Linked DNA regions of Homo sapiens: all the other regions are linked to region 1. A link is a loop called in an ENCODE intact Hi-C map of the cell type or tissue named here. Cell type or tissue: Calu3. All regions are shown on one strand. Region 1 overlaps FH (fumarate hydratase). Region 2 has its middle 120 kb from the start of GREM2. Region 3 overlaps RGS7 (regulator of G protein signaling 7). Region 4 overlaps RGS7 (regulator of G protein signaling 7).

Evidence for each region. Peaks named below come from ENCODE experiments on the same cell type or tissue, not always from the same donor. Only the 100,000 strongest peaks of a DNase experiment are listed, where the experiment ranks them.
Region 2: it touches region 1 in a loop (6-fold over the local background); 18 of 110 quality-filtered maps call a loop at or near these places.
Region 3: it touches region 1 in a loop (4-fold over the local background); 7 of 110 quality-filtered maps call a loop at or near these places.
Region 4: a loop joins it to region 1, with 7 times the contacts of the local background. A loop is called at or near these places in 16 of 110 quality-filtered maps.

The regions. Positions count from the first base shown.
Region 1 is chr1:241,495,830-241,503,829 of GRCh38, forward strand. It overlaps FH (fumarate hydratase), which reads right to left. Exons shown (of 10, transcript NM_000143.4): 8 at 6,614-6,741; 9 at 4,608-4,761; 10 at 1,774-2,141. The coding sequence ends at 1,999. Among named protein-coding and RNA genes, the nearest start is that of FH, 20 kb to the right of the region's middle. In Calu3, no CTCF peak of the experiment used is centred here; a DNase peak (open chromatin) is centred at 4,272.
Region 2 is chr1:240,728,924-240,736,923 of GRCh38, forward strand. No RefSeq gene overlaps it. Among named protein-coding and RNA genes, the nearest start is that of GREM2, 120 kb to the left of the region's middle. In Calu3, a CTCF peak has its summit at 3,552 (motif pointing right); DNase peaks (open chromatin) are centred at 1,228 and 3,578.
Region 3 is chr1:240,962,804-240,970,803 of GRCh38, forward strand. The region is part of intron 4 of RGS7 (regulator of G protein signaling 7); the gene reads right to left. Among named protein-coding and RNA genes, the nearest start is that of MIR3123, 170 kb to the right of the region's middle. RefSeq lists an enhancer at 7,312-7,882. In Calu3, a CTCF peak has its summit at 4,481; a DNase peak (open chromatin) is centred at 2,848.
Region 4 is chr1:240,883,342-240,891,341 of GRCh38, forward strand. All of the region lies in intron 6 of RGS7 (regulator of G protein signaling 7), which reads right to left. Among named protein-coding and RNA genes, the nearest start is that of MIR3123, 240 kb to the right of the region's middle. RefSeq lists an enhancer at 4,769-5,296. In Calu3, a CTCF peak has its summit at 4,868 (motif pointing right); a DNase peak (open chromatin) is centred at 4,870.

The DNA.
Region 1 (8,000 bases):
CATAAAGCGGTTTCACTTCACTAACATCACACAAAGATGACTGCCAACTCAAAGGATTCCATGATGCCCTATAATATGCTGGGATACATCAGACAGCTGTGCAAAGACTGTCTGAGGCTAGGAACTTGATCTGCCATAATCTTTATTACATAAGTCACTGTGTCTCTCGTGACCCTCAAATGACAGCCTATTTAGACTGAGAATGCCTGCTAAGGCAAAACATTCAGCATCATAGTGGATAAACTGTTTCACAACTACAGATCAGTTGCCAGTTTGGTTGTCGGGGTCCAGGCATAGCTATGCAGTCTAATTGATTTTATTTTCCAATAAAAATCTTTTTCTAAAAAAAACCAAACAGAATGTGCCAACGGAAAGCATGCTTTGTTTTAAAGCAAGCTACACAAGCATCATCGCATCGCCCTCTGAAAAACACTGGCAGAAACAGTATTGCATGAGCTAAAAAGTAGATCCTATAGGTTCTCTATAGTTCAGTTTTTAAAGTTTGAACAGCCTTTTAATAGTGACCATTCACGCTTAAGAAATTAGAAAAATATAAATTTCATCTTTCATCACAATGTTTCTAGAACTTTTTAAATTACGCTTTTAAATTCTATATAAAGCAACTACTTCAAACTACGACAGAGGAGTTGGTGTTAATGTGACTGATTTCCCAAGAATATTAGGGGGTAAATATCCCATTTTTTAAAATGTACCTGATAGAGTAATACTTACAGATGAGATGTTTTAGTTAATGAGAGTTCCTCTTATGATCCTGTTATTTATTACACGAGGTAGAAGAAAAAATAGAACAAATGCCTGTTCCGACTCCCTGCATAGTAGAGGTTGGCTCTATTTTAAATACATTCCTTAGCTTTGGATTTGGGTCACCCTATTCTGCATCTCCCTATAACTGCTAATTCAAAATCCCCTAAGGTTGTTTCAAATGAATTTCTGCTGAAGAATCTCAGCACTTGAGATGATGAACAAGACTCACTTTCAGGACATCTTTCCTTTCCTTCCCATCTTCCTGCCTGCTCCCTTTATCTTTCTAACCCTTGTCCTGTAATTCTTAACCCAGTCTTTTTGTTGTTTTTTTTCTTTTGAGACAGGGTCTCACTCTGTCACCTAGGCTGGAGTGTAGGGGTGCAATCTTGGCTCACTGCAGCCTCAACTTCCTGGGCTCAAGGAATCCTACCACCTTAGCTTCCTGAGTAGCTGGGATTACAGGCACACACTACCAAGCCTGCCTAATTTTTGTTTTATTTTTTGTAGAGATAGGGATCTCATTATGCTGCCCAGGCTGGTCTCAAACTCCTAGGCTCAAATGATCTTTCTGCCTCAGTTTCCCAAAGCGCAGTCTCCTAAAGTCGGTGTCCCTGACCCACCATGCCTGGCCTTGATCTGGTCCCTCTGTGGTAACAGAAACAAGGTTGGAGGGATAGGTGTGTGTTTAACACACAGGATATGTATGTCCCAATTTTCTTAACCTATTCTATCACACACACACACGTGCGTGCACACACACACACACATATACACATCCCCACTCAAAAGGGCTTGGTCACTGTGTCTCCAAATCAAAGGAAAATAAAAGATGGCTAAGGACATAGTTTGGGAATGAGATAATAAGATATAATCGGGCAATTTTTTAAACCACCAATAACCTCCAAAATTAAAACCCTTTAGAAATTGGTAACTTATGAAGTCACAAAGACAACATGCACAAATATCATAGATTCAACTATAATACAAGTCAATTAACATAGGAGAAAATTTAAGTCTGTTTTCCTTTTTATTTTATAAATGTATTTTATTTTATACTTGTTTAATCCATCTTAGACCTAGCACATCCTAGGGTTTTATATACTGATCAAATTGCTCTGCTAGAGATGCTTAAGTTCAATAGCAGTTTCCTTTCAAACTTATCCGTTTTTAAGAAATGGGAGTCTGTTTTTTTAAATTTTATACATGTTTATTTTCATTATAAATTTATGTAAATCACTTTGGACCCAGCATGTCCTTAGGTTTTACCCATTCGTCAAACTGCTCTGCTGTGAGATAGCCAAGTTCGATAGCAGTTTCCTTTAAGGTTGATCCATTTTTGTGTGCTGTCTTAGCAATCTTTGCTGCCTTGTCATACCCTGAAGAAAAAATAAAAAGACGACATATGGGTTAGCAGTGATATTTGGTTTCCTAAAGCAAAAGGTGACATAATTGTTTACTTGATATTGATGCTATATGGGCCTCTTAAATGACATTTTTTGTTTTTAAATTAGTTAACAGTGATTATCTCAATAATCATTTTTTATGTAGAACATTTACTTTCCTTAAGAAATAAACACTTAAACATACCTCACTTTCTCCAACAGATTTGTTCCTAAGTTGAAATTTTCCAGTAACTTAGATATTTTGAAGGGGAAAAAAGTAGAAATTATAGCACCACGACATAAAAATATACATCTGGGTATATTTTTCAAACAACATGTTTAACTAGAAACAATTATCTTTCTAAAGAAACATTAACAAGCTAAATGCTCCAGTCCAGCAGAAAATAAAGCACTGCACGTCTGGCAACTGTGGTGAGTGGCTCTGAGAGGGGAGAAGTCCTCGCAGTGAGGCAGGCGCAGGCAGGGCCTGGGGAGGGGTGCCTCCAGAGCTGCTTCCAATGGCTCTTCTCTATGTGGCTCTCCACTGCAATGGCTTCTATACCCTGGCCTCCTCCCAGACATTACAGGGACACAAATAGGGAGTCTGGGCAGAAATACAGACTGCACAAAAGATCACAGGCATACTGTTTACTTCAGAGTTATTTGCTTTTCAAATTAATAAAAGTGGGGGCAGGGCAGTTCTGCAAGCTGTCTTAACATATATATATATATATATATATATATATATATATATATATATATATATGTCAAGAAGAAAAAGCAGGAATGAAAATGAAACCAATGCGGGAGAAAAAAAACAAGATCAGAGAAATATGACCAAAAGGAAGAAGCTTGCTGAGGCAGTATACATCATCAATAAGATGGCATGTGTCAATATGCAATTATTAATCAGCTATAAAAGAAAGCATGGGCATAGTTACTTTTATTACTTAACTGAATTTGTGAATGCTAAATATGTTGAAAAGGGCATTTATTGATCTGAAAGGGCATTTATTGATGCCATTTACTGAAAAGGGCATCTTTCTTAAAGCAGAAATGCTTTGAGAAAGAATTTGCATGTTAAACTCTTGAGATCAATATATATCCAGTACTTTTATTTTAATAATGGCTTTAAAGTCTAAGCATTTCAGCTGTCAAGTCCAACAAGACACTATTGGCAACCAGCCTGGTACATAATGAGAATATAGGGAACCCATGATTCAGAGGGTTGTAAGGCTCACACCAAGTCAACTAGTGAGGTGGTGTTGACCCATCTCATTCTCATATGGCCTCTAACAATTCTTTTTATGTCACAATAAGTTGATTCCAATAAAGATTTGCCAATCATTCAACTTTAGGAGACACCTCTAATTTAAAGTTTTGGTAACACATTCTGAAGTAAAGATCTGATGAAAACTGCTCACACGAGCCTCTGGGTTCCCCTTTGTGTTTTTCCAGATGTAGTTGATGTACCATAATTTTAAATGGATCAAACATTATTACCAATCTCAATGCCACACCAAAAAACTGATATCATACTGGGCTCAGAGCTACCTAAAAGAGTCAAATGAGCTCTAATTTTAAAAAACTGTAATTATAGCTTGATGTGAAACCAGGAATATAAAATTTGCCTTGAAAGTTCAAGATTATAGAAGAAGCAGTAGCCATATTATGCCAAATAAGTGAATCATAACTTGTTCTATAACAGAAAGGCAGAAAATATATTAACCTCTGCTTAGCAGAAAGGAAGAATGGGTAAAAGGCTTTTAACACATCATAATATAATGCAACATAATGCCTCAAAATCTACAAAAGTGTAAACAGTTTATTTAATGGAGATCTCTATGGTCAGTCTACTACCCAAATCTGTATGTTTGATTCTACATAATGAAATATTTACAGTTCCAAAAAAGACTTATAATACAATAGCATGGTTTTAGACAAAATATTTGCATTTTCCTTCCTCCCTTTCACTATAAGCAATGAATACATAAACTTTTTCTTTTAATTGTAACTTTCCATTTCTGAATTGAATAAAACAACAAAATTAAAGCATTGTAGAGATCTAGGGAAGGTAGAAAAATGAGTTCATTCAATGTTGCTAATCAGCAGTGCCACCTAGTGACATTACCCACTGAAGGTCTTACAAATAACCTTCCCCAATGGTCTGCATAGAATATTTGGCGTCTGAATTCCATTAAAATCAAAATAAGTTTGAACTACTACTTCTCGATACATTTCAAATAAAATGAGGCATAATAGATCTAGTTTTGAAAGAACTATGACACCATACAAGTTATATAGTACCTTTCCACACAATTTCAAATATTTTGAGATTTTACTAAAACCATATTCAAAAGAAATTTGCTGTTCTCAAACACTGATCCACTTGTCTCTTAAAAATGGTTTAGCTTTTTAATTTTGCATTCAAAATGATATTATTATTCCTTAAACACTTACCTATATGAGGATTGAGAGCTGTCACCAACATTAGAGACTCATTCATCAGCTTGTTGATCCTTTCTGTATTGGCCTGGATTCCCACCACGCAGTTTTCTGTAAAGGAAACTGAAGCATCCCCCAGCAGCCTGGCTGAGTGTAACACATTTTTAATCTTTGAGTGAGTGAGAGAGAGAGAGAGAGAGAGAGAGAGAGAGAGAGAGACATTACTAAGGCAACATGTTTTTTGTCCAATAACATATTATTTTCTGGTTGACAGTAAATATACAATTCAATAAACATATAGATCTTCTACAAATTTTAAGGCACTATAACCAAGGAAACAAATGTGAAAGAAAGCATGAACATTTGAAGGCACAGAAATCTAAAAAAGGTGAAAAAGACATAAATACAAATGACTAAAACACAAAATAGCCCATAGCAAGTATTTAAAACAGAGGTCTGAAGTGTTAGAGACCATAGAGAAAGAGAAATTAACTCCAGTTGTCGGAACTGGTGAAATCCTATTTTATGGAGAGGACTTGGCCAGAGAAGGAAAAAGAATCTTCCACGCAGAAGGAAGAGGAGCAAAGATGCAGAGGTTCGAAAGTTCAGTATGAGTGTGAGGCAATTAGTAAAGTCAGGGCAAAATCTAATGATCACCAAATTTCTAGGTTTTCTATGCTTTAACGAATACTCCAGTCACTGTAAAATAACTTTTCATATAATATTAAAAAACAGTATAAAATCAATTAGTTTGTTTTGGCTTTGTTGGCAACATTTCCAATATTTATTAAGATATATCCAAATCCTAATATCCTCTGGTCTAAAACTCCGGTCTGAAAACTAGACTTCCAACAATGGACTCTAAGACATATAATCTAAGTTTTAATTTGCTACTAATGACCTTGTAATAAGGCAAATATTGATTATCTTTATTTTACATTAAAAATAAAATTTTAAAAAGATTAACAAGGCATTTATTGTTATGCACCTATAAATGCTGGGTATCTCGTGTTAACTGTTTGGAATCTGACCTGAGAGCAAAATTTTAACAGTCTGAGTTCTGCTCTGGCCTGTGTTTTTATTTACCACTAGGATATACATTCCATGAGAGCAAGAAATCTGTCTTTTCATTGCTCTATCTCTATTATGCATCCAGTACAGTGCCTGATAGAAAATGGTACTCAATAAATATTTAGTGAATATATTAAATATACTCCATATTTGTCATTTGCATATTCTTATAAAATTAAAATTAGAATTTAGAAGAGATTCCAAGAGAAAGTAAGCCCCTACTCTACTTTAGCTATAACACTTTGTCCAAATGAAGGACTCTAAATTATGGCAACAGCTCCACTATCTGCAGCTGAGGAAACTGATGAGAAATGGCGCGATGCATCTATCGATCTTCGTAAAGACGAAAGAAAAAGAACGGTTTGGGTGGACACAATGTTTTCAAGTATGTGGAAAGGTAAAGCCAGACAATGAAACGAAGTCTGACAGGGGGCAGAAGAAGAACTGGTGAAAAAATGTTCAAGAAAGCAGGGATGAAGAATGTTTCAAGGAGGGACAGTCAACATCAACTATTAGTAAGGGAAGAACTAACTGCGCAATGCCAGCTGGACTGAGGTAGTCACCAATGAATGGGAGAATAATTCAAGCGTGGAGGGGGCCATGCTGGGCTGTGGTGACTACAGCATAAATGAAAGTGAGTATGTGCTATCCTTCCAAGAAGACTGAATTTGAAGAAGAAAGCAGCAGCATGAGAAGGAGACAGGCTTGTAGGGAGGCATTTTATTTTTCTTAAACGGGCTATTAAAAAAAACATCAAATTGCTTAGGTTAAAAGTCAACTAATTTCTATTATCTAGGATTATTCTGGTAACTTAATAAATGCTTGACTTCCAACTGCTACTTATGTCACCCAACTACCCAATGTGGAATCACTAGAAGTCTTTATGAAATACAAAACCAAGATAATAAGCCTTTGGTCAAAAAACATTAAAAATCAGATTTAAAGCTTACCATCATTGGCTTGAAAACATTCAACTCAAAATGTCCATTGCTGCCTCCGACAGTGACAGCAACATGGTTCCCCATGACTTGGGCTGCAACCATGGTCATTGCTTCACACTGAGTAGGGTTCACCTTGCCTTCAAGAAAACCACCAATGACAGAGTAAAGACTAAATTTATGCAAATAATCAGGAGAATAAAGAAATCTAATTTCACTAAATAGAGTAAGATATACAATAAAGCAAGGCCCAACCATCAGTGTAATTTAATGAAACAAACCAACCAAGGAAGGTGGGATGGGTAGCCACAAAATGAATCATTCAAAGGCTAACGAGTAGCCACAACTACACATTAAATATAGTTCTCCACCTTCATGATTTTCATTCATTCTATACATATTTATGGAGCCAGGCACTCAATATACAACACTGAATAAGAAAGATGCAGGCCCTGCCCTCGCAGAACTTGGAGGCTAGGGAGAAAGAGCTGGCAATTATAAGGGGTAAATACAGAGTAGTGTATGCTGCTATCAGAACACTTATAAAAGCGACCCTTCACTAACACATGGGAGGCTTCCTAGGGGAAGGTGATGCTAAGCTAAAATTTTCCTATTTATCACGAGTCTCTGGAACCCCACTACCCTGCTCACACTCCTTGGACAAGCTCCAAGTTTGAATCAAACAACCCAGATTCCTCTGACCAGTACAAGTTAACACACTGGAAAGATTATTGGGTGGATTATTGCCTTTATCTGTGACTCCCCCAGTTCTCTTTCTTTTGGCAATCACCCTGGATTTGCAATCAACTAAACCTTTATGTCATTCTTCAACATGAAGTACTTTAAAACAAAATTTCATCTCTTCTTATTCTACAGATCCATAATTTCCATAAAAATCTAGAGTCAGGCCTTTCTCACTATTAAAAGTTACATTGTCAGTTTTAGCCCAAGCTACAGTGGCCTTTATGGATCTCAGTTCTGTCATCCATAGTATTGCTATCCCAACTTTGTTAACTGTTAATATGATTAGCATGTATTCTCTTCCTTCACCCTCAGTCACCAGTAAAGTGTTGAAGGGCAGAGCCCTTCAGCTTGTTACCAATATATTCTTCTAGACTGAAGTCACTTCATTAGTCACTTCTGAAATGTCACTGTTCACCCAGCTACATTCATCTGCCAGCACTGCCCACGCTTCTCCACTGGAATCAATGACTATCATGCGAATCTATCAAATGACTTGCTGAAATCCAGACATACACTGTTGTGTCACTTGCTATATCTAACAGGCATATAACGGAATGCAAAAAATGAAATAAGTGAAGTTTGGTATGACTTCTTTTTATTCAACCCGCGCTGATCACTTTAACAGCCTGCTCTACATTTTCTAATGTGGGATTCG
Region 2 (8,000 bases), 770 kb before region 1:
CAGTGGCTCACGCCTGTAATCGCAGCACTTTGGGAGGCCGAAGCGGGCAGATCACGAGGTCAGGTGTTCCAGACCAGCCTGATCAACATGGAGAAACCGCATCTCTACTAAAAATACAAAATTAGCCGGGCACGGTGGCACATGCCTGTAATCCCAGCTACTCAGGAGGCTGAGGCAGGAGAATAGCTTGAATCCAGGAGGCAGAGGTTGCGGTGAGCTCAGATCACACCATTTAACTCCAGCCTGGACAACAAAAGCGAAACTCTGTGTCAAAAAAAAAAAAAGTTCAGAGAGGTGATATATCAAAGTAATTGATTTTTTAACAGACACCTTGCAGGATTCTAACTATAATCCCGTTCACCCACTTTAGGCATAAAATGAAACCTGCATCTACTTACATGGGTATTTTTAAAGGGTCAGCCCTGGGCGTTGCCCATCTTATTGGAGCAATGTCAGTGCTTTCACTGCTGTGGCTGTTGTTGCCATGCAGTCCTGCTGTTGAAACCATCCCTGGCAGGCTGGCGGAGTCATCGTCCCCCAGGTTAGGCCGCAGGTGACCTAATTACGATGCCATCAAGACTTGGGTGCAGAGGCCCGACTGCAGCTGAAAGCCCTGGGTGTGTTCTGACACTACTGGGCCAGCAATCAATTCTCAGCATGTGGTGGATTAAGAAGCCCCTTCCGGCCGGGCACGGCGGCTCACGCCTGTAATCTCAGCACTTTGGGAGGCTGAGACGGGCGGATCGAGGTCAGGAGTTCGAGACCATCCTGGCTAACACGGTGAAACCCCGTCTCTACTAAAAATACAAAAAGTTAGCCGGGCGCGGTGGCGGGCGCCTGTAGTCCCAGCTACTCGGGAGGCTGAGGCAGGAGGATGGCGTGACCCCGGGAGGCGGAGCTTGCGGTGAGCTGAGATCGCGCCACTGCACTCGAGCCTGGGCGACACGGCGAGACTCCGTCTCAAAAAAAAAAAAAAAGAAGCCGCTTCCTATTGGTATTAAACTTGGCCGACACTGCTTGTTGACCACATGCCTGGGCTTCCAAACTTAGCATATCCGGTTACCCAGCTCTTTTAGCACATAGATTTCAGCTTTGTCTACAATGTACCACCCTGAGAGTCAGGTGGCCCCCTGGAACCAAGAATCCAGCTCTTGAGTGAAGCAACATCCAGGCTTTAGACAAGAGAGGAAATCTGATCCCGGGCCTGCCCATTTCCTGCTCGACAGTTCTTTTAAGGACAAGCGGTCCATTGTTTAATGGCCAATGACTGTTGTAAGCAGTGAGAGCATGCCAGCTTTATGAATTTCTGTGTACCCACCTGCCCCCCAGCACCTCATTCATGTACATCACCATCCACTTTCTTCCTTGTTTTCATGCATAGGAATATTTTCTTTCTTTTTTTTTTTTTTTTTTTTTTTTGAGACAAAGTCTCATTCTGTCGCCCAGGCTGGAGTGTGGTTACGCGGTCTCGGCTGACTGCAACCTCTGCCTCCCAGGTTCAAGTGATTCTCCTGCCTCAGCCTCCCGAGTAGCTGGAAATTACAGGTGCATGTCACCACGCCTGGCTAATTTTTGTGTTTTTAGTAGAGACAGGGTTTCACCATGCTGGTCAGGCTGGTCTCGAACTCCTGACCTCATGATCCACCTGCCTCGGCCTACCAAAGTGTTGGGATTACGGGCGTGAGCCACTGTGCCCAGCTGGAACATTTTCTAGGTCACTTGCTTGGTGTGTTTTTGGATCACGTTGCCCCTAGAACCCTTATTCTAGCTCGATTATAGTAGGGGTGTCTGACACAGACAGGGGATCTGGGAGCTCTGGGTAAGTGCCTTGTCATCTGGAGGATTCAGAGGAGTTCTTCCAGAAATTATGAGGTACAAACTGAATAATGTCCTAAGATATTTAGAGTGACACAAAACTTAGCCTACAAAGCAATGTAAAGTCCAGGAACGGTTATTGCCTGGGCCCTCTAATCTCTAAATTTAAAAATCTTTGAGCAGGTCACTGAATTTCTGAAGGCGGGGTTTAGGTTGGAAAGACACCTAAAACACTGTCCTTGGTTGAAAGGCTTCTGCAAGAGTGAAAGTTTGGCGGTGCTTCAAGCTATCCACGTCTATTGGGAATTTGTTCTCTGTCCAGAAAATGGGGATATGGAGGGAGTAAAAATCTCTTTGATTGCCCTTTCTGGTCTAATATAGTCTCCAGATGGAAATTACAACATTCTAAAGGAAAAACGAAAGCAAACATGAAACAGGATCAAAGAGAATCCAATATGATTCACACACACACACCAATTGAATAGCAGAAACACTCAAGAACTCTGTATGATGCTTTTAAAAACTTGTCTTCAATGTATGGATGAATATGATGCCATAATAATTTGTCAATTCAGAGAGGATAAATTGCTTTTGCTCTCTTCCTCTGCCTGTTGAATAACAGAGACAATATGGCGTGGTGGCCTAGTTGGAATGTAAAAGATCTAGGATCGGCCGGGCACTGTGGCTTACACCTGTAATCCTAGCACTTTGGGAGGCCAAGGCAGGGGGATTGCTTGAGCCCAGGAGTTCAAGGCCAGCCTGGGCAACATGGCGAAACCCTGTCTCTACAAAATATTAGCTAGGCACGGTGGTGTGCCCCTGTGGCCCCAGCTACATGGAAGACTGAGGTGGAAATATCACTTGAGCCCAGGAAGTCGAGACTGCAGTGAGCTTTGATTGTACCACTGCCCTCCAGCCTGGGTAACAGAGTAAGACCCTGACTCACATTAAAACAAACAAACAAATGGATCTAAGATAGTGATTTAGCTCTACTAAGTCTTGTTTGTAAGAATTTGGGCAACTCAGCAAGTCACCTTGCTCCTCAGTTTCATCATTGATGACGTGGGAATTATAATACTTTTCAGTTTCTGGAAAGACAGCAATGTATGAAACATTTAGTGTAAGACTCATCATATAGTATCATGTCAAATAGCTATTATTGTGATTATTATTAAGAAACATGCAAATATGCACTGCCTCAGGCTCATTCTTTTTATTTATTTATATTTTTTATTTTATTTTTTTTTTGAGATGGAGTCTCGCTCTGTTGCCAGGCTGGAGTGCAGTGTGGCACGATCTTGGATCACTGAAACGTCTGCCTCCCGGGTTCAAGTGATTCTCCTACCTCAGCCTCCCGAGTAGCTGGGACTACAAGTGCACGCCACCATGCCCAGCTAATTTTTTTTTTTTTTTCGATCTCTTGACCTAGTGATCCGCCCACCTCAGCCTCCCAAAGTGCTGGGATTACAGGCGTGAGCCACTACGCCCTGCCTCATTCTTTTTTCTCTGTCTCCCTTTCCTTTGTGAAGTGATTACTCGGAACTCCCGGCTCTTGGTCTACTTCAATTACTTTATCTTAGGTGTAACAAACATCGGAGTGGCTTGCATAATAATTTCCATTCTTCCCTTTTTAACCCAGTCTCACTGACTCCGACAGTCAGAAGTACACTTCCAATATCTACACAATACTTCCATCACAATTAACTTGAATAAGGGTCGATCTGTCTCCTCTAGCTACCTTAGATACACCGGTTGACCACTAGATGTCAGACTTGTTAAATAGTTAGGAATGTGTTACATCCTCACCCTTAGGACTTGAAAACCACTTTTTTTTTCTTTTTTCTTTTTTTTCTTTTTTGAGACAGGGTCTCACTCTGCTGCCCAGGCTAGAGTGCAGCGATGCAATCACAGCTCACTGCAGCCTCGACCTCCTTGAGCTTAGGTGATCCTCCCACCTCAGCCTCCCAAGTAGCTGGCACTATAGGCACATGCCACCATGCCTGGTTAATTGTTGTATTTTTTTGTAGAGATGGGGTCTCACTATGTTGCTCAGGCTGGGCTCAAGCATTCCCCCTACCTCTACCTCCCATAGTGCTGGGACTACAGGTGTGAACCACCTTTCTTGCTTTCTCTCTTCTTTGTAAGAAGCTTTCAGTGACTTTGGCAATGGTTCACCAGGGTCACATTACCACTGGTTTAGAATGTGCTAACATGTGGATCAACTTTGTCTGGGAGTCTGTGATTCATACCAATATAATTTGTTTTGTTCAAAGATACATTTTTAAATTGTATTTTTTATTGATACATAATATATGTATATATTTTGGGGCTACATGTGATATTTTAATACATCCACATAATGTGTAATGATCAAGTCAGAGTAGTTGAGATACCCGTCACCTTAAATATTCAGAGAGAACATTTGAAGGATAGATTGTGCGGTCTTTGCACCCATGTGATGGAACTGTGGGTACACACTTCTCTGTGGATTCAGATTATATTGAGGAATAAAGACAACTGTTAAGTCCTGAGGAAATCAAGTGATGACAAGAGAAACCAGGCTTAGAGAGTGGTCCAATAAGAGTGACGATCCGAGGCTACATCTAAAAGAAAACACTTACTAAGATTTTTTAAAAAGTCACCTAACTTTGCTGTAATCCCAGCAAACTTTGGGAGGCCAAGGCAGGCAGATCACTTGAGGTCAGGAGTTTGAGACCAGCCTGGCCAACATGGTGAAAACCTGTCTCTACTAAAAAAAAAAAAGAAAAAATACAAAAATTAACCAGGCATGGGGGCGGGTGCCTGTAATCCCAGCTACTCGGGAGGCTGAGGCAGTAGGATCGCTTGAACCCAGGAGGTGGAGGTTGCAATGGGCCTAGATCGCGCCACTGCACTCCTGCCTGGGCAACAGTCAGACTCCATCTCAAAAAAAAAAAAAAAAAGTCACCTAACTTTGTGTCTTAGACATCAAGGCTCTTGGAATAAAAGGTCTCTTTTCCTTTAATTGCACGGGGACTCTGAAGCTGGGCAGTAGGGATGTAAATTTGGAATTCTTAATCTGGTTCAAGAATCGGGTCTCAAAGTATTACTTACATAATTGCCTATGCTTAGCGACTTCAGTACCTAGTTCAGAAAATCATTTAAATATGGACCCCCTCCACCAGTAACACGGAGACTAGCCTTATTAAGAGGATGGTATCTTCAGTTTCCCATTTGCTTAAACGATGGCACTTCAATGCTGACGCCCTATGAATTTGAGCAATTTAAATAAATTGCAATATTCTACCAAATTAATCAAATTACTGCATGTAGAACATTGTTACTATTTGTTTGCCATCTGAATTGGTTCATTTTATGTGTCAACTGACTGGGCCAGGAGATGCCCAGGTAAAACGTCATTCTGGATGTGTCTGTGAGGATGTTTTGGATGAGATTAACATTTAAATTGGCAGACTCAGTGAAGCAGATTGCTCTCCCTGATGCGAGAGGACCTCATCCAGTCAGTTGAAGGTCTGAGTAGAACAGAATTGCTGGTCATCCCCTGAGTGAGAGGGAATTCTTCCTGCCTGACGGCTATTGAACTGGGACATCAACTTTCTTCTTGTGGCTTGGGAATGAAACTGAAAACATCCATTCTTCCTGGAGTCTTGAGTCTTTGAGCTGGAATTTTATCATCAGCTTTTCTGATTCTCAAGTGTTCAGACTCAGACTGGAACTATACTATTGGTTTTTCTGGTCTCCAGCTGGCTGACTCACCCTGCAGATCTTAGGACTTGTCAGCCTCTGTAATCATGTGAACAAATTCTTTTTTTTAAATTATTTCTTTAATTTTTTATTTCCAAAGGTTATTGGGGAACAGGTGGTGTTTGGTTACATAAGTTCTTTAGTGGTGATTTATGAGATTTTGGTGTACCCATCACCTGAGCAGTATACACTGCACCCAATTTGTAGTCTTTTATCTCTCACCCCCTTCCCACCATTTCCTCCTGAGTTCCCAAAGCCCACTGTGTCATTCTTATGCCTTTGCATCCTCATAGCTTAGCTCCCACTTATGAGTGAGAACATATGATGTTTGGTTTTCCATTCCCGAGTTACTTCACTTGGAATCATAATCTCCAGTCTCAACTAGGTTGCTGCAAATGCCATTAATTAATTCCTTTTTATGGCTGAGTAGTATTCCACCGTGTATACATACCACAGTTTCTTTATCCACGCATTGATTGATGGGCATTTGGGTTGGTTCCATTATTTTGCAGTTGCAAATTGTGCTGCTATAAACATGCATGTGCAAGTATACTTTTTCATATAATGACTTATTTTCCTCTGGGTAGATACCCAGTAGTGGGATTGCTGGATCCAATGGTAGTTCTACTTTTAGTTCTTTAAGGAATCTCCATGCTGTTTTCCATAGTGGTACTAGTTTACATTCCCACCAGCAGTGTAGAAGTCATGGGAACAAATTCTTTAAAATAAATTTCTTTATAGATGCACATTCCTATTGGTTCTGGTTTTTTGTTTTCCCTGGAGGGGCCTGACTAATAATACACCATCTGGCATTTACTTTTTCTTCTTAACAGTAACCTAGTCTCTTTTTTGGAAATTACCTCACCCATAATACATGCAGTCAATCACAGTGGGACTTCAGGTGCCTGCAATCCTATTACCAAGACTAAACTGGATGCTTTTTTCATTAGATAATTGTAAAGGTAAAAACGTTAACAAGATGAAAAATAATACCTACAAAACCCTGACTCTGGGCCAGGCACTGTTCTGTATTATTTGTATTCACTCTTTTAATCACACAGCAACCATTATGCTCATTTTTTAAAAAGTGAAACTGAGACACAGGAAGTGAAATGCTAATGGTGGGGCCAGGATTTGAGCCGTAAACATTCTGACTGCAGAGATTGTGAAGAACCAAATAAGAGTCTTGGATTTTTACCCAGAACACAGCTAGAAGCCATGAAGAGGTTTATTTTAGGAACCTCGTATAATCAGATTAGGTATTTTTTGAAACCTCCCATCTATATTTATGTGGCTATGTTCACCTGAAGAGGTGGCCCAGAAGCAGTGAAGGCAGCCCAGACAAGAAATATTATATTCACTGCTTCTGGGCAGCCTTCGCTGGTCAACATATCCAGATACAATAGGAGTTGGATGGCCGGGCGCAGTGGCTCACACCTGTAATCCCAGCACTTCGGGAGGCCAAGGTGGGCAGATCACTTGAAGTAATGAGTTCGAGACCAGCCTGGCCAACATGGCAAAACCCTGTCTCTACTAAAAATACGAAAATTAGCCAGGCATGGTAGCGGGTGCCTGTAGTCCCAGCTACTCAAGAGGCTGAGGCAGGAGAATCACCTGAGCCTAGGAGGCAGAGGCTGCAGTATGCAGAGATCAAACCACAGCACTCCAGCCTGGGCTGCAGAGTGAGACTCCTTCTAAAAAAAAGAAAAGAAAAAAAGACTTGGAGGAGTCTTGACTGGGACCGGGACCTCATTTGGGCTACTCATTCTAGCAGATCTACCTCTTTATTTCCAAAAACACTAATTAAAGCCCAGCACCCCAAATAAGGGCTTTCTCTCATTAGCTCCCAAATTACCACCTGACAGACTTGTGACTTCCACTCAGGTTGTTGGAAACATTCTGCCAGGATCATGGTGCAGAGGGCTGGAGAGTGGGCACATGGTTGGAGCTCTCTCTCATTGCCTTACAGCCAAGGTGCAGGGCCTGCGCTCCTGCTGTCGAGGCTGCCTGGTGGATTCAGATCCAACCTGATGGTCTAGTTTCCCCTCAGGTGTGTGAGTCCCGACAGGCTTCCCAAATTCTTTTTTTGCGAGTTAACTAGAATGGGTTTCTTTGCTTGCAACTGAAGAATTCAGACTAATGTTCTGAGTTATTTGTTTAAGACTTTAGGATATATGTTTAAATATAACACAATTGGCCCAGCATGGTGGCTTGCGCCTGTAATCCCAGCACTTTGGGAGGCCAAAGGAGTTCGAGACCAGCCTGGCCAACATGACGAAACCCCATGTCTACTCAAAATACAAAAACTAGCTGGGCCTGTAATCCCAGTTACTCAGGAGGCTAAGGCAGGAGAATCACTTGAACCCGGGAGGCAGAGGTTGCAGTGAGCTGAGATTAGCTACTGCACTCTAGCCTGGGTGACAGAGTGAGACTGTCTCAAT
Region 3 (8,000 bases), 530 kb before region 1:
TATAATGTCATTTGAGAAACCACTATCAGTTGGGTGGCTTGAAGACACAGCATGGGTTGAAAAGTGATCTGAGCAGATGCAATGATATAAATATGGCTATATCAAAAAGGGTTTTAAATATAAGCTAAAACGCTTGTTTGAACATTATCCTGAGGAAAATGGGGGGATCTATTAGTTATTGAACTTCAGAAGAGACATGATTAGATCTGAGTTTTGGAAAGATCATTATAGATGCAGTGAAATGAATTGACTGGTGTGGGAAAAGAGGAAAAGGAATATGAGGTAGAAAACAGTGGCAGTTCCTAGTGAGATGTGTTGATGGTTGGAATGAGGAGTGAGATAGTGGGAGTAGAGAGAGGTGGACAGATCTGATATTTAGGAGGCAAAGTCTGCACAGATTTGGGGATAGAAGAATTTCGTCCATTTAGATTTGTTCAGTCTATGAGATGCCCATGAAACGTCCAAGTAGAGATCTATAGCAGACAAGACAGTTGGCCAGGAGCTCAGAAGAGAGTCCAGAGGTATATTTGTAGTGGTTATCATACCAACAATGGGCAAAATAAGGAAGTGCATAAACTGTGAAGAGCCAAGAAATAAGAAATCTCATGCCTGGGTCTCCAAAACCCTGAAAGTTAAGAGGCAAATAGAGAAATCTGTGAAAGGTACTAAGATGGAGGGTGATGAAGTTATGGCACAACAAAGAAGAGAGTAATGGAAGCTAAAAAGGAGTGAAAAATGCTGCAGTGAGGCCAAATTGAGGACTGAGAAGTAATCATTGAATTTTGCAACAAGAAAAATATCAGTGATCACAGCAAATAAGGTTTCAGTGTATAAGTGGGGGATACACACCAGATTCCAGTGAACTGAGAAATAAACTTGAGAGAGAGGAATTAAGAGACAGTAAATGCAGCTGAGTTTGTGAAAATAGGAGAGACATAGGAGAATAGCTAGCGTGGACCATGAATCAATGTAAGAGTGTATTATGATGGGAGAGAACTGTGGTGAGTAAGCCTATACAGATATGGCTGGTTAAGATATAAAAGTGAAATATAAGAATGAAATGTTGGGCATGGTGGCCCACGCCTGTAATCCCAGCACTTTGGGAGGCCGAAGCGGGTGGATCACTTGAAGCCAGGAGTTTGGGGCTGCAGTGAGCTGTGATTGTGCCACTGTACTTCAGCCTAGGTTATAGAGTGAGACCCTGTCTCAAAATGAAAATAAAAATAAAAAGGGATGAAACAACACTGAGGTGGTGAGAGAGGATGGGGTAAGAAGCACAGGGAAGCTCAACACAGACAGCAAGAGAAGCAAGAATGGGTGCACACAGAGTCAAAGTGTATTTGTAAAGCAGAGCGAGTTAAAACATTAGAGACATTTCCTCCTTGCTTTCTATTTACCCTGAAAGATTATGGTCTGATATTGAGAATGACTGAGAATGTAGCATGCCAGTAGAGGAAGTGGAGAAAGCTTTGAATAATCATCCCACTAAATAGGAGATCGATCCGATTACAGAAAGGATTGCCAGGAAGTCAGGAAGGCCTGATTGAGGTTGGGAACCATGACATCTTGGTAGCAATAATTTATAGGATTGAGTGACTTTTCAACAGCGACGTGCAGAATTTCAGATAGACACGGGAATACAACAAGATTGATCCAGGATCAGAAACTCTCTTGGTGGATGCACTGGGAAACCAAGACTGGAGGAAGTTGAGAGCATTTGTGAGTTGTAGTGTCTGATCGTTTTTGCTGTTGGTGTAATGATTTCTTTAATGTCACTCTTGCCTGTAAGAGGGGCAGTGATGTGTTTATTAATCATCACTGTACCTCCAGTGCAAGGATGGGGACATTTTGTGTGTGCATTAACAATTTATTAAACGCATCACAGTCCTACCTGCAAACCTGATTTATTTGGTTACTATTTTATCACCCTATCATATTGCAGAGATTTTTTACCTTGTGACCAACCAAAAGTGTATTTTATTCGAACTTAAGGCAAAACATTTTGACATCAGAGATGAAGAGACATCAAATCTATTTTTTAAAGAGGTCATGAAAAGAACATCCCTTTGTCTTTCCCGACACTCCATTTATATTACATACATTTTCCTTTCGGACACTTGTTCTGTTCTGTTCTCTTGGGTAAGTGTCATGTGTGGTTTAAACTCAGGGCTCTTCCTTCTTTGTGGAACTTTATCAGATACGTTGATGGTGACTAATTAGATGTTTCAACTTCAAACAAGTTAATGTTTCAACTTCAAGTTGAAAAGATTATTGCATTGAACTGTACTCTTTACCTTTGCTTCTCTCAAGAAAATGTTTATGGCCCTATTTTCTTATTCTCATATGTTTGCTTCTTAACTGTTTAATGATGTCACTGCCTCTCAATCAACTCTCTCCTAGGCCTCTACTGTCCTCATTAATTGCAGAATATAATTCCACAGAAGCCCCTTTATGATGCTGGAGAATTTTCACATAATTTGTATGATAGAGTCTAAGTAATACCTATGTTTCTGTCCCACTCTTTACTTTGAAATTTTGCACCTCCCTGCCAGTTTGCTTGCATCTTTTTCTCTGACTTTGCATGCTTGAAATCGATTATTTGGTAAAATGCCTCACCTTCCAGGTACAGAAGTGTCCCCAACCACACAACATTATTTGACTTTTAGTAGTAGTTCCTTAAGACATGTCCCCAGTATTTCCTTACAGCAAGTGCTCACGTAAAGCAGACGAATATTTGACAAAATCTGCAGGAGACACAGGTGGAGAGTGAACGAGGCTCACAAGTGGCTGCCATCAGCCCTTCCTTCCCGGCAGCAGTGTGGAGGGGCCGTCAGCTGCCAGACACTTCACACTCCACTGTTTGCTCCCGTTTCTCTTGTAAAGGGCTGGGTGGGACAGCAGGGGTGTGATGACATGATTCCCAGTGACAGAAATCTTGGCTCCTGTTGGCTCTAAGCTGGACAGACAAGAAACTGGATAAAAATTCTTTTAATAATTTGTTTCCGTTTACAGTACCACGTCAGTGACCACAAATTTATTAGGCTGCTCTTGGACATCTGTTAGTAAATCGGGCACATTCATCAAATGTGAGGCCCCAGATGGGAGCTGGAAAGCATTAATAAAATGCAGCCAATGTTCACGAAAAGGCAAGGCAGTGGAAATTTACCTATTGTAGAGGGAGGAGGTGCTCTCTGTGCTTAATAGCTCTTCGTCGTATACCCGACTGAGCAGAAATATCTCAGTGGAGCAATTCTGGGATTTATGTGATGCAACCACCTACCATCTTTGTCTTATCTCTTACTTTTCACAGGCATGAACCTGTCATTCTAGAAACACTAACCTACTCATTCTCCCTAAACTATATAAAAAAAAAGTCTGGATATGCTATTTTTCTAAGCTGGAAGTAAATGATCCGACCTTGAATTGTGATTAAAAAAAGATTATTTGCAGGATGTCATGACACTTTACAATGGCTTAAATTTTTGAAAAACTTAGGAAAAAAAAATCAAAGTATAACCGAAAGCAGTTGTTTCAGTTAATATGACATTATTTTAGGTTTAGAGATAAATTTCCAGCAGAAGAATTTGTCTCTTTATGATTTGTATGAATTCTTGCTATGGCCTTGCTGTTCCTCTGCTTGGGTTTTCTCTTTATGATTTGTACGAATTCTTGTTATGGCCTTGCTGTTCCTTTGCTTGAGTTTTCCAGAACGCCACACCATTTCAGTCCACAAATAATGGTTTGTTTCTAAGAGGAGCTACTATTTGCTCATAAAACTCATTTTCTATGGAATAAAAGCAGCCTGTTTAGGCTGATTCAGAACCTGTAGAACATTTTCCTGTAGTTGGGCAACCGCTCTCCTTGCTTTTACTTAGAGAAAAAATTGATTAATCGAAACCTATGGATAATAGCTTTGGGAAGTTTCATTTTCTATTTGTAACTAAACATTTTCTATGTCATGAAGGGTCAAGGGAACCTAGGGTTTTTCACTTTAAGGTAAACCTCCAGTTACAGCTTAAACTATGAACGTGGAAATGTCTCCTATATTGTTAAGTAAAATATGCAAGATAAAACAATCTATTTTTTTAATGTTAATATTCTCTGTTAAGTGCATTCAATTCAACAATGTTTACTGGTTACCCAACATGTGTGAAACACTATGTAGGGGTTAGGGACAACACAAAGAACAAAGTCCTTCTACTTATAAAGCTCATATTCTAGTGAATATGTGGCTCAGACTTCGGGAAATGTCCTAAGTCAGACCATGATGTGTCAGTGTGGGACAGCCCATGCCCCTGTCAACAGGGGTGGTGTTTGTCATGTCAAGATATCCTTGGAAGTGGTCAATCTTAAATTGTTCTTGAGGTCAATCTGACAGTCGGATATGAGACTTTAGAAAGCGTGGCTAAGAGTAAAATGAAGAAACTGTTTACTCTTTTTCTTCCACTAGGAGTCACTTGAGCCCAGACTCTGGGCCTAAATATACCTACAAGATTTTAGTGATATTGGCCACTGTCCTGAGACATGAGAAGAGCCTCAGAGAAGTAGCTTCTAAAAGACACAAGGATAGATCTGGGCTGGGAAAGGGTCGTAGTTACCCTGTGTGCTGTGTTTTTCTTCTTCTATCCCTGGAGCTCAACAAAACCTTGTGAAAAGTTAGAGTCTGAGAGATCACGGAGGAAGTCTGTGAAGTGGTACAGGCTGCGTAATACCCCGGGCACAAGCAGTGCCCTTGGCTAGGGTCAAAGTGATTGTGCCAAGAAGTGGGGGGGGGGGGGAAAAGGCTGTAGCAAGAGTATGGGCTTCACAGGCCGCTGAGGGCAAAGAGACATGAGATACTGGTTCACGAGAGGCCCGAGAAAATGACCACATATGGGGAGTAGGAAAGACACTGAGTGGGGCTCGTTCCAATGATAAAGCCAGAGTGGGCTCAGGCCTTCAAAGAAGACTGGACAGACAGATGTGCTAGAATTTTAGCTATGGCTATCTCAGGGAGCTTTTCGTGAGTGCTTTTTATTTTCTTCTTTTTATTTTTTTCATGTTTCCCAAATTCGAAATTACAAAAAGCAAATTAGAGTTATTGCTTTTAAAGAATCCAAAATGTTTTAAGAAAAATGTATACATTATAAGTAACTACATGTGACATTTGACTCCTGTCCCTAGGCAGGGGCTGCTGAAACATCTACCAACCAATATCCATATCCAAACATCCAATATCCAAACAACCAATATCCAATATCCCAGGAAGACTTGGCAGATCAGTTCGTGAGGGCCAAGGGTTCACTGATGGTGCTGCCAAAAGTAAGAATAAAGATGGGGTGCACCCATCACTTCTCACACAGGAAGCCCATGACTATCCACACATACCCGTGTTCATGGATGAACCCCAGCAGAGGAAGAGGTGAATGTCATGTTTGCTAAAACAAATGAGTAAGCCTCAGGCCTTTGAAAACCAGACACTCCCTCTTCCTACGGGCATTCAGTAGAAGCAAAATGCTACTGATGCCTGGCAGATCCCTTCCAAAATTTGGTTTAAATCAAAACAGCAGTTATTACCCGAAAATAACACAAATCACAATCTGAGCATGTGCCTCCTGTGAAATGGAGATAATCAGAATTCAACATGGTGCGTATAATGTACTGTAATGGGCCTCAAAGCCCAGGTATTAGTGAGCACGGCAGGAAGCAGGAATTCTGGATAATTCAAGAGGCCCCAATCACTTGAATTTAATATAACTGCAAAATTAAAAAAAAAAAGCATTTTAGTCTCATTAGACTTGCAGCCTCCCTCACTTAAAGGGGAATTTTCAAAATTTGAAAATCGTATCAGATGTTACAATTGAGGTTTTTAGACTCATTATTTTTAAAAGGGTGACCTTTTACTGTACAGCAGGAACCTGTCTTGTGTGGTTTGAGACAAATGACAATGAAGAGATGGATATGTTCCTAGGATCATATTTAGGCTATAAAACATCTATCAGTGCCCTTATCACACTTTTTGTACTGCTGTAGTTAGCATCTCCTATCATTATTAGCTGTGATAAAAGAAAATGTTTCATGAAATATGACATAGAAATAGAATAAGCAGCATTGTTCTCAACTGAAATACAGGAGGGGGAAAACCTAACTCATTCCTCATCTGGGAAATAAGAAATACCGCATTATCTTTAATAAAAGATAAAGGGACCTGACTTTTCAGACAGCTCTTACACAACTATCTATGGCCGCTTCTGGGTAACAGATATAATCGTACATTTCTCTGTCATTTTCTGAGTGGCTACCCTGATGAATAGGCACATCCTTAGATGATATCTTCTGCTCTAGGCCTTATTAGCTTTATCCAGTGCTTTTTACTTTTCTTTTCTTTTCTTTTCGTCTATTCTTCTTCCCTTCTTCCTTTTTAAGGAAAGTTGCTTATGTCTTATTTCTTTGCCAAAGGAAATTCAAGTCGGCTTATAAAAGGAACACATATATGCAGAAAGGAAAGTGAGGCTCTAAAAAGAAGAAGAAAGCAAAGAGGCCAGCCAGCTACTGGAAGAATCAGACAATGCCACAGGACAATTGTGCATCGTCCATTTGGTCTGTGTAGCCATGTTCATTTTTGTTTTTTCTAGTGGACAGTGTAGAAATATCAAGCTCTGCTGTAATAGGAGATGTTCCTGTGTGTAATTAAACACATCTCCAAATGTCCATTGAACCCTGGCCTCATTATGTTTGTTCAAGTTCTACAAGATAAAAGACAGAAATTCTAATTAGATTTCCAGCTGCCTTTTGTATTTTCCTTAATAGCTGACAACTCTAATAAACAATATATATTTAAAAAACCAATCAGATAAAAATGAGAGAGGTCACAAAACTCTGGGACTGGCATTTATAGATGCATGTGCTGTCCAGCAAAAACCAAAAATGGAATTAGGACAGACAGATCACCTGCTGGTCTCTAACAAACGTACTGTGTTGGCATGATGCCGACACACCAGGTATGAATCCCAGCTCTGCTCCTCGGTTCTGCTGGGAGTCTCAGGGGCTTCATCTGTGAAGTGAAGGTGACATCCCTCGCCTGGAGCAGTGTTCATGCTTTTAAATCAAATGTATCTGGGTTTGAATACTGGTTATCTCTCCTATTCGCTTCATGATCTGAGACTTACATTTTTAAATATTTCTTCAAATTTTCTTTCTTTTCTCTTGGAGTTCAGAATAATATATATCAAGTTCTCAACATGATGTTCAGCACATAGTTGATGCTCAGTAAATGTGAGCTTTCTTGCCCCCTTCCTACTTACAAGAACTAAATGAAAGGACAACATCCAGCATGGTACCTGGGGAGACCCAATTGATTAATGCTCATGTGTGATAGTTCTTTTTTGCTGGAACTGCAATATAGTGATAGAGGTGGGAAGTGAAGGCAGCCAGAAACTCAAACCTGAAAAAGCCTTTATCAACGGGAAAGATGGTCTGAAATAATGGCAGACATCCTGGGGGAAATACCCCCTACTTTGGCAATGAAAACTTCAACGTATGGCCTTCATGAAGACCTTTCAGTACATTCTAGGTTTGGGGACTTTGTTGTGCAGAGCAATTGGATAATTATACAAGTCAATGGAAACAACAGTCACTCGTTGCATTACAGAATGCAGTATTTAAATGCAAACGCAACACCAAAAACAAATAAGGTGGGGAGTAAAAGAAAAGAGTGTGGCTAGCTTCTAGGTTAAATAAGACAGTTGGTCCCAACAGGTTGGATGTGACGGGACTGCACTGGATGGCACTGATCACTTTGAATGGCAGACATCACAGAGCAACATGTGCAGACTTCTCACTTTCTGTACACTAGAGCATTCCCAAGAGGCAAGAGGCCACCAAAAGAGAGATTCTTGGTGTTGTTAAATGTGTAAAATATGCCAGGCAGAGTGGCTTACACCTGTAATCCCAGCACTTTGGGAGGCCATGGCAGGTGGATTACTCGAGATCAGGAGTTCAAGACCAGCCTGGCCAACATG
Region 4 (8,000 bases), 610 kb before region 1:
TTTTTTAAAAAAACAAAAAACAATGTCACTATAACAAATCTGAAAGGTGTGGCTGCTTTTCTCACGTTCATGCGTTTTGGCAACTTGTAGTTCCTTAAGGTGTGACGGATACTCTCTTCTTCCCAAATGTACTTTCTTCATCTCCTTTAAACCTCACATTAAATCCTCATTATTTGCTGATTCCCTGCCTGGAAATTGCCTACTTACTAAAATTTGTTTGTAGCCCTCAAATCAATAACTCATGGAGCTTTCACGGTTATTCATGGCCATTCACAGAGTGGCAAATTCTCAAGTCACCTAACAGTCACATGACCAGCTGATGTCAACCAAGACAATGCTCGGCCTCCTGTTCCAGCTCTCATACTGTAAACAAACATCCTTTTTGTGGGACATGTGGTGCCACATTTTTTGCATTTATGCTTTTGGTTGACAATCTTGCTATTTAAAATGGCCCCTGGGCATGGTGGCTCATGCCTATAATCCCAGCACTTTGGGAGGCTGAGGCGGGTGGATCACCTGAGGTCAGGAGTTCAAGACCAGCCTGGCCAACATGGTGAAACCCCGTCTCTACTAAAAATACAAAAATTAGCCAGGCGTGGTGGCACACGTCTATAATCCCAGCTACTCGGGAGGCTGAGGCAGGAGAATCGCTCGAACCTGGGAGGCAGAGGTTGTAGTGAGCTGAGATCACGCCATTGCACTCCAGCCTGGGCGACAAGAGCAAAAACTCCATCTCAAAAAAAAAAAAAAAAAAAAAAAAAAAGGCCCCAAGAGTAGTATTGAAGTGCTGTCTAGTGTTTCTCAATCAGGGAAGGCTGTGGCGTGCCTTACGGAAAAATTAACGTGTTAGATAAGCTTCATTCAGGCATGAGTTATAGTGCTGTTGCCTGTGAGCTCAGTATGAATTAAAAATATACATTAAATAAGATGTCTTTAAACAGAAACACATATGCATGAAGATTGTGGGTTGATCCATTGACAAAAAAATGTGACCAGGGGCTTGCAGGAAACTTATCCTGTATTTCCCCCAGGATCAATGATTCAGTATCCCCTAATTCAGCGTTCAAGGTAACTTTATAAAACATTGCTACTCTGGATAAGAAGAATCACACATGTGTTTGTGTCTTATTCCCTCTGCTGGAGAACACTGATGAATGTTTTTGTATACTGCAGGGCTACAGTAACCAAAACAGCATGGTATTGGTACAAAAACAGGCACATAGAGCAATGGAACAGAATAGAGAGCCCAGAAATGAGGGAACATTCCTGCAACCATTTGATCTTCCACAAAGCTGACAAAAACAAGCAATGGGGAAAAGATTCCCTATTCAATAAATGGTGCGGGATAACTGGCTAGCCATATGCAGAAGATTGAAGCTAGATCCCTTCTTTACACCATATACAAAATTCAACTTAAGATGGATTAAATACTTAAATGTCAAACCCAAAACTATAAACTCTGGAAGATGACCTAGGCAATACCATCCTGGACACAGGAACGGGCAAAGATTTTATGACAAAGACACCAAAAGCAACTGCAACAAAAGCGAAAATTGACAAATAGTATCTAATTAAACTTAAGAGCTTCTGCACAGCAGAAGAAATTACCAACAGAGTAAAGAGACAACCTATAGAATAGGAGAAAATATTTGCAAACTATGCATCTGACAAAGGTCTACTATCCAGCATCTATAAGGAACTTAAATTTACAAGAGCAAAACAAACAACTGCATTAAAAGTGGGCAAAGGACATGAACAGACACTTTTCCAAACAAGACATGTATGTGGCCAACAATCACATGATAAAAAGGTTCAATGTCACTGATCATTAGAGAAATGCAAATCAAAACCACAATGACATACCATCTCACACCATTCAGAATGGCTATTACTAAAAAGTCAAAAAACAACAGATGCTGGCGAGGTTGCAGAGAAAAGAGAACACTTGCACACTCTTGGTGGGAGTGTAAATTGTTCAACCATTGTGGAAAGCAGTATGGCAACTTCTCAAAGAGCTAAAAACAGAACTACCATTGGACCCAGCAATCCCATTACTGGGACTATACTGAGAGGAACAGAAATCATTCTCCCATAAAGACACATGCCAATGTTCACTGTAGCACTATTCACAATAGCAAAGACATGGAATCAGCCTAAATACACATCAAGGACAGATTGGATAAAGAAAATGTGGTGCAGCTACATCATGGGATACGATGCAGCCATGAGAAAGAATGAGATCATGTCTTTTGAGGGAACATGGATGGAGCTGGAGGCCATTATCCTTAGTAAACTCATGCAGGAACAGAAAACCAAATGCCACATGTTCTCACTTATAAGTGGGAGCTAAATGATGAGAACTCATGGACACGAAGAGGGGAGCAACAGACACTGGGATCTACTTGAGAGTGGAGGGTGGGAGGAGGAAGAGGAGCAGAAAAACATTAAGTATTGGGTACCAGGCTTAATACCTGGGTAATGAAATAATCTGTACACCAAACCCCTGTGACACGAGTTTATCTGTATAACAAACCTGCGCACATACTCCCAAACCTAAGATAAAAGTTTTAAAACAGGACGTTTTCTGTAACAATAACACATACAAAACTCTCATATTCTATACCTCCTAACTTCATTCTTTCATAGGTAACATTATTTGCTCTTTTGCTTATCGTATTATTTTTAAACCAATGCAATATCTATTTTAAAAAATGTAATAAAGTAAGAAATACCATACTTTAACTGTTATGATAATTATAATTCTGAGCCACTGTTCCAAGCAAAATGGTTAAAATATTTCCATGTAAATGTTCATGTAATACTTTCATGTAAATCTCCCATAATACTAGGTCAAGGGTTCTTAATTTCTCTGTCTCTTATTTAAACATATCAACCAAAGTGACAGGTTCTGAGAGTTTGCACCTTTTTAAAGTACCACAATAATCCATCCAGTGGAACATGACACCCAATGGATAAGCCCAGAGGAGCCGTGTGACTTTCAAAGGAAAGTTCTGTCATTCAAATCTGTGCTCATTGAATCTGGACTAAAAGAATCATGGTTGAATTATTCGTTGAATATTTTGGTAAATGAGACACTAAAATAACTGTATCCAACCCTGTGGCATCTTGCTTAATAAAATAACTGTCTATAAAAATGTAAACCCCAAATGATCTTCAAACACATATTTCATTGAATATCTGAACCTGTTTCCACTTGATTCCTTCCCATTCCCACTCCTCACCGCTCTCTCCCTTTCTCTTTCTTTTTCTTCTTTCTCAAATAAAAAGAGAGAGACATAAGCAGAGTGTTAAAAATAAAGGATGATCTAACCAATACGAGACTGAGAGTCCCAAACTGCTGCTAAATTACTCAGGACATTAGAGTCAGACTATGCCTAGAATAGAAAAAGGGCAATTTTCAATCTTTTTCTCCCCAAAAGGCCCAGCAACATGGGGAAGAAAATAGTGATCATTTGCTTAATTGTCTGATCCTCTGATCACTAATATGGAAAGACACATTCACAGATATTCTAGAACATGCCATGTGGTATAATAGAAGGAACAATGGCCCATGAGTTTGAAGACCTTGGGTTCTGGCCTTCCTGTTAACTATGATATTGGATGAGTCTCTAGACCATCCTGATTTGCTCACCTGTGTAATGAGAATAAAGATACTTGGTGTGTCTATTCCATAGGACTGAGGTAAGAATTCTTGGAGATGATGTGTTGGAGAGTTCTGTGTTAACTACAGACGGAAAGTAATGTATGGAATTACTAGATATATTGTACTTTCAGGTCACTGCATAAGTTTCTACTCAAAAGAAAATTATAGCAAGTTCTTTTATAAATGAAATATCCTTTTGAAGATCATTTTGAGTATATAGGTTTTTTTTTTTTTTTTTTTTGAGATGGAGTCTTGCTCTTTTGCCCAGGCCGGAGTGCAGTGGCGCGATCTTGGCTCACTGCAAGCTCTGCCTCCTGGGTTCACGCCATTCTCCTGCCTCAGCCTCCCGAGTAGCTGGGACTGCAGGCCCCTGCCACCACGCCCGGCTCATTTTTTGTATTTTTAGTAGAGATGGGGTTTCACCGTGTTAGCCAGGATGGTCTCAATCTCCTGACTTCGTGATCTGCCCGCCTCGGCCTCCCAAAGTCCTGGGATTACAGGCGTGAGAGTATATAGTTTTATATAGAGTTCTTTTTTAAGTGAGATACCACAGGGTTGGACCTAGAGTTATCTTAGTGTCTCATTTGACAAGTGTCTCTTCCTTGTAGAACTGCAATGAATTTGCACTGCCAAGATTTGTAAACAATATCGATTAATTACATGTGTCTGTTGCATCTTGAATATACTGCCAATGATTTTTAAATATTTTTTTAAATTATCTCAAAATATATTTCAATTTAAAACATGTAACTAGTTTTATTAAGTGTTTAATGGATACCTCAGTGTCATTAAACTATATTTTTAATTTTCTATTTAATTATTAATTCTTTCTGTTCCCTCATTCCTTTTATTTGTGTTATCACTTATCTTGCTACCCAAACGTTGCATACAATTAATCAGCTGATCACTATTTTCTATCAGTAGCTTCCCCATGTTGCTGGGCCACTTGGGGATACAAAAGATTGAAAACTACTCTTTTTCTATTCACATATTTATTCAACAAACATGCACTGGGTGCCTACTATATTGGTGATGGGATTGGGAGTATAGACAAAGCTTCTATCCTCAATGAGGTTACATTATAGAGAAATACTAAGCAAAAAATGTCTTGGACAGGGCAGAAAAGACAGCACTGCAGTTGCACCCGCACAGGTGATGTCCCTCAAGAACGCAGTTCCTGGAGCTGGGACCACGTTAATTCTTCTGTCTACCTGCAGAGGGCGCCATTGCACCAGGTACGCTTTCAGTCTCACCTGGTAAAACTAGAAGATGGCAGCTTTACAAAGAATTTCAAGAATCCTAAAACAGTAAAGGGGTCTTATGTGGGCTAATTGCATGAGGTGCTGAACTTAAGTATCTTCAGTTGCTGGAGAAAAGCAGAAATTCTGCGTTTAAGGGGAGAAAATGGAGGAAAAGTGAGACAGGTGTGTGTGGATACTGGATGTATTCATTTGTTTCACCTTGTGCCCGGCTTTTCCTAAGGCCTGGAGACCCGGCGATGAACGCAGTTGGCTATCATTGCTCTCAGAGGGCTTACTTTGTACTGGTCTGTGGTGTGACAATGTAGAATAATGTGAATAAAGTAATAACAATGTCCAAAATTTATTGAATGCTTTCCATGAGCCAAGAACTATTCAAGAATTTCACATACATTATCTTGTTTAAACTGCACAGCCGCGCGTTGAGAAGAGGTGCTATCAACTTTCCCATTTTGCTGATGAGGCAATTTAGGCTGGATGAGAGGACGAGACTGAGTACTACTTTCTTGGTGGAGGCGACAGTCAAAGCCAGGCATTAGACCGGAATCGACTCAGTTAACCACTAGGCTGTGTGTGACAGCTGGAGGTTAGGGAACGCGGAGGCAGAGAGAGGGAAGCAGCGGGTGCAAAGGGCAGAGCTACTTCGGATTTTATGACGGTCAAAGGCCTCAATGAAGAAAGAGGTAACATTTGTTTTTGTTTTGTTTTTGAGACGGAGTCCCACTCTATTGCCCAGGCTGTAGTGCAGTGGTGCGATCGCGGCTCACTGCAACCTCCACCTCCCGGGTTCAAGCGATTCTCCTTGCCTCAGCGTCCCAAGCAGCTGGGACTACAGGCGCCCGCCACCACGCCCGGGTAATTTTTGTATTTTTGGTAGAGATGGGGTTTCACCACGTCGGCCAGGCTGGTCTTGAACTCCTGACCTCAGGTGATCTGCCCGCCTTGGCCTCCCAAAGTGCTGGGATTACAGACGTGAGCCACTGCACCTGGCGAGAGGTAACTTTTGAATTGAAATCTAAATTGTAAGAGGGAATCAACTCCAGGAATATCTAGAGGCAGAGAGCACCATCGGTACAGCAAGGGGGACTGCCCTGAGCAGAAAATAAGCAGGGAACGTTTCAGAAAAAGTCCAGGAATGGGACACCAGCAGCAGGGTGGCTAGAGCTGGAGGGAAGGGAGAGGTTATGTCAGGGCTGAGCCGGGAGCCTACGGAGCCCTGGCTAGGGGCTCAGGTTCGCTATCGCAATGGAAACTCCTGGGAGCTGTGAGAGCAGTGATATGATGGGATTTACACGTAATTATTTCTCCGCTTCTAGGAGGCGACTGGATGGTAAAAGCAAGAGCAGGTAGCAGACTTTTAAATAACAATAATAATCGTGGTAATGATACAATAGGAAAACAACACAGCATTGGTGTTATCTTGATCGGTGAAATACATTAGTTTTTTGTTGTTGTTCCAAATCAGCCCACTTGGTTCTGTTACTTATCTAACTAGAGATCAGTCTGATATGACGCATGGTGATTTTGAAATACCAGCACAGAACATCCCTGAGATGACGGTGATCTGAAAAGAGCCCTGGCCCTGTTCTTGTAGTGTCCCCTCCTCCATCGCATGCGCACACTAGAGGCTGATGGTGGTTCGCGGATGCTACCAAGAAGGTACAAAAAGCTGATTTTACAGGGATTTGTCTGACCCGTGTACAATTATCTCTCAGAGTTTCCACCTTTTGTTTCTTCACTCCTCCTATTTGCCAAAACAGTCACTGGTTTGCAGAGACTTCCCTCCCCACACTCTGCCCTCCCGTACTCAGTCCTGCAAAACGGAGCTTGTGTCAAATGAAACAATCTCCGTTTCCTGGTGGACATACTTCCTTGATCTCTGGGGCTTCTGCCCTTCTTTTTTTTTTGAGACGGAGTCTCGCTCTGTCACCAGGCTGGAGGGCAGTGGCGCAATCTCGGCTCACTGCAACCTCTGCCTTCTGGGTTCAAGTGATTCTCCTGCCTCAGCCTCCTGAGTAGCTGGGCCTACAGGCGTGCGCCACCACACCCAGCTAATTTTTGTGTTTTTAGTAGAGATGGGGTTTCACTATGTTGGCCCAAATGGTCTCGATCTCTTGACCTTGTGATCCGCCCACCTTGGCCTCCTAAAGTGCTGGGATTACAGGGGTGAGCCACCATACCCAGCCTTGCCTCCTTTTTAGAAGAAGATTATGATAATACTAACAATAGCTTGAAGATAATAATGAGAATAATGAAAATAAGTATTGCTTAAAGTTAAAAATAATGAAAATAAATAATGCTTGAAGAGAATGATAATGAAAATAGTAACAGCAACAATAATAATAATAGTTAACATTTCACTAGCATTTGCCATGTGCCAGGCACTGTGATTGTGCTTTATAGATTAATTATTTCTCCAAACAACCCTGTGCAGTGGGTGTATTATTGTTACTTCTATTTTTCAGAAAAGGAAACTGAGGCACAGAGAGTTTACAGGATTTGTTCTTGTTGCACAGCTAATAAATGGCTGCATTGGAATTTGAACCCAGTTGTCTGGGAAGAGCCATTCTAATTTGGAGAAATATTTAGTACAATCTCTGATCAAGGACAAATCCTAAAATGTAGCTTGGAGAGCAGTTTAATATCCAATGGCAAGAACCGCCATTCATTTTGCACCAACCTAATGCATACTCCTGCTGAAAAAAAGAGGCCTACGATATTCTTGAGAGTGCAAGGAAAGGATAGTGACATCACCTGATCAATGCAGAAAGAAAGGATTATAGTGAGACAAAACTTTGCAAGACTCTTAAGAAACAGTGGCTTTAACTTCATCAAATTTGCTACCTGCTCTTAGTTGAGTAACAAGTAAGTCATCTGTCCTCTCTGAGCCAGATTCCTGAAAAACAGGTAATTTAATTATTTTTTTCCAGCATCACTGGGGGGGTGGTTATGAAAATTGAAGGAAATTATCAATGTAAAAGCTTTCTGAAAGCTTGTAACATATTATGCAAATGTAAGATTAACTATATCTGCAATGCAACTGATTATCAGTTCTTTAGTGAAGTGTAATGATAATT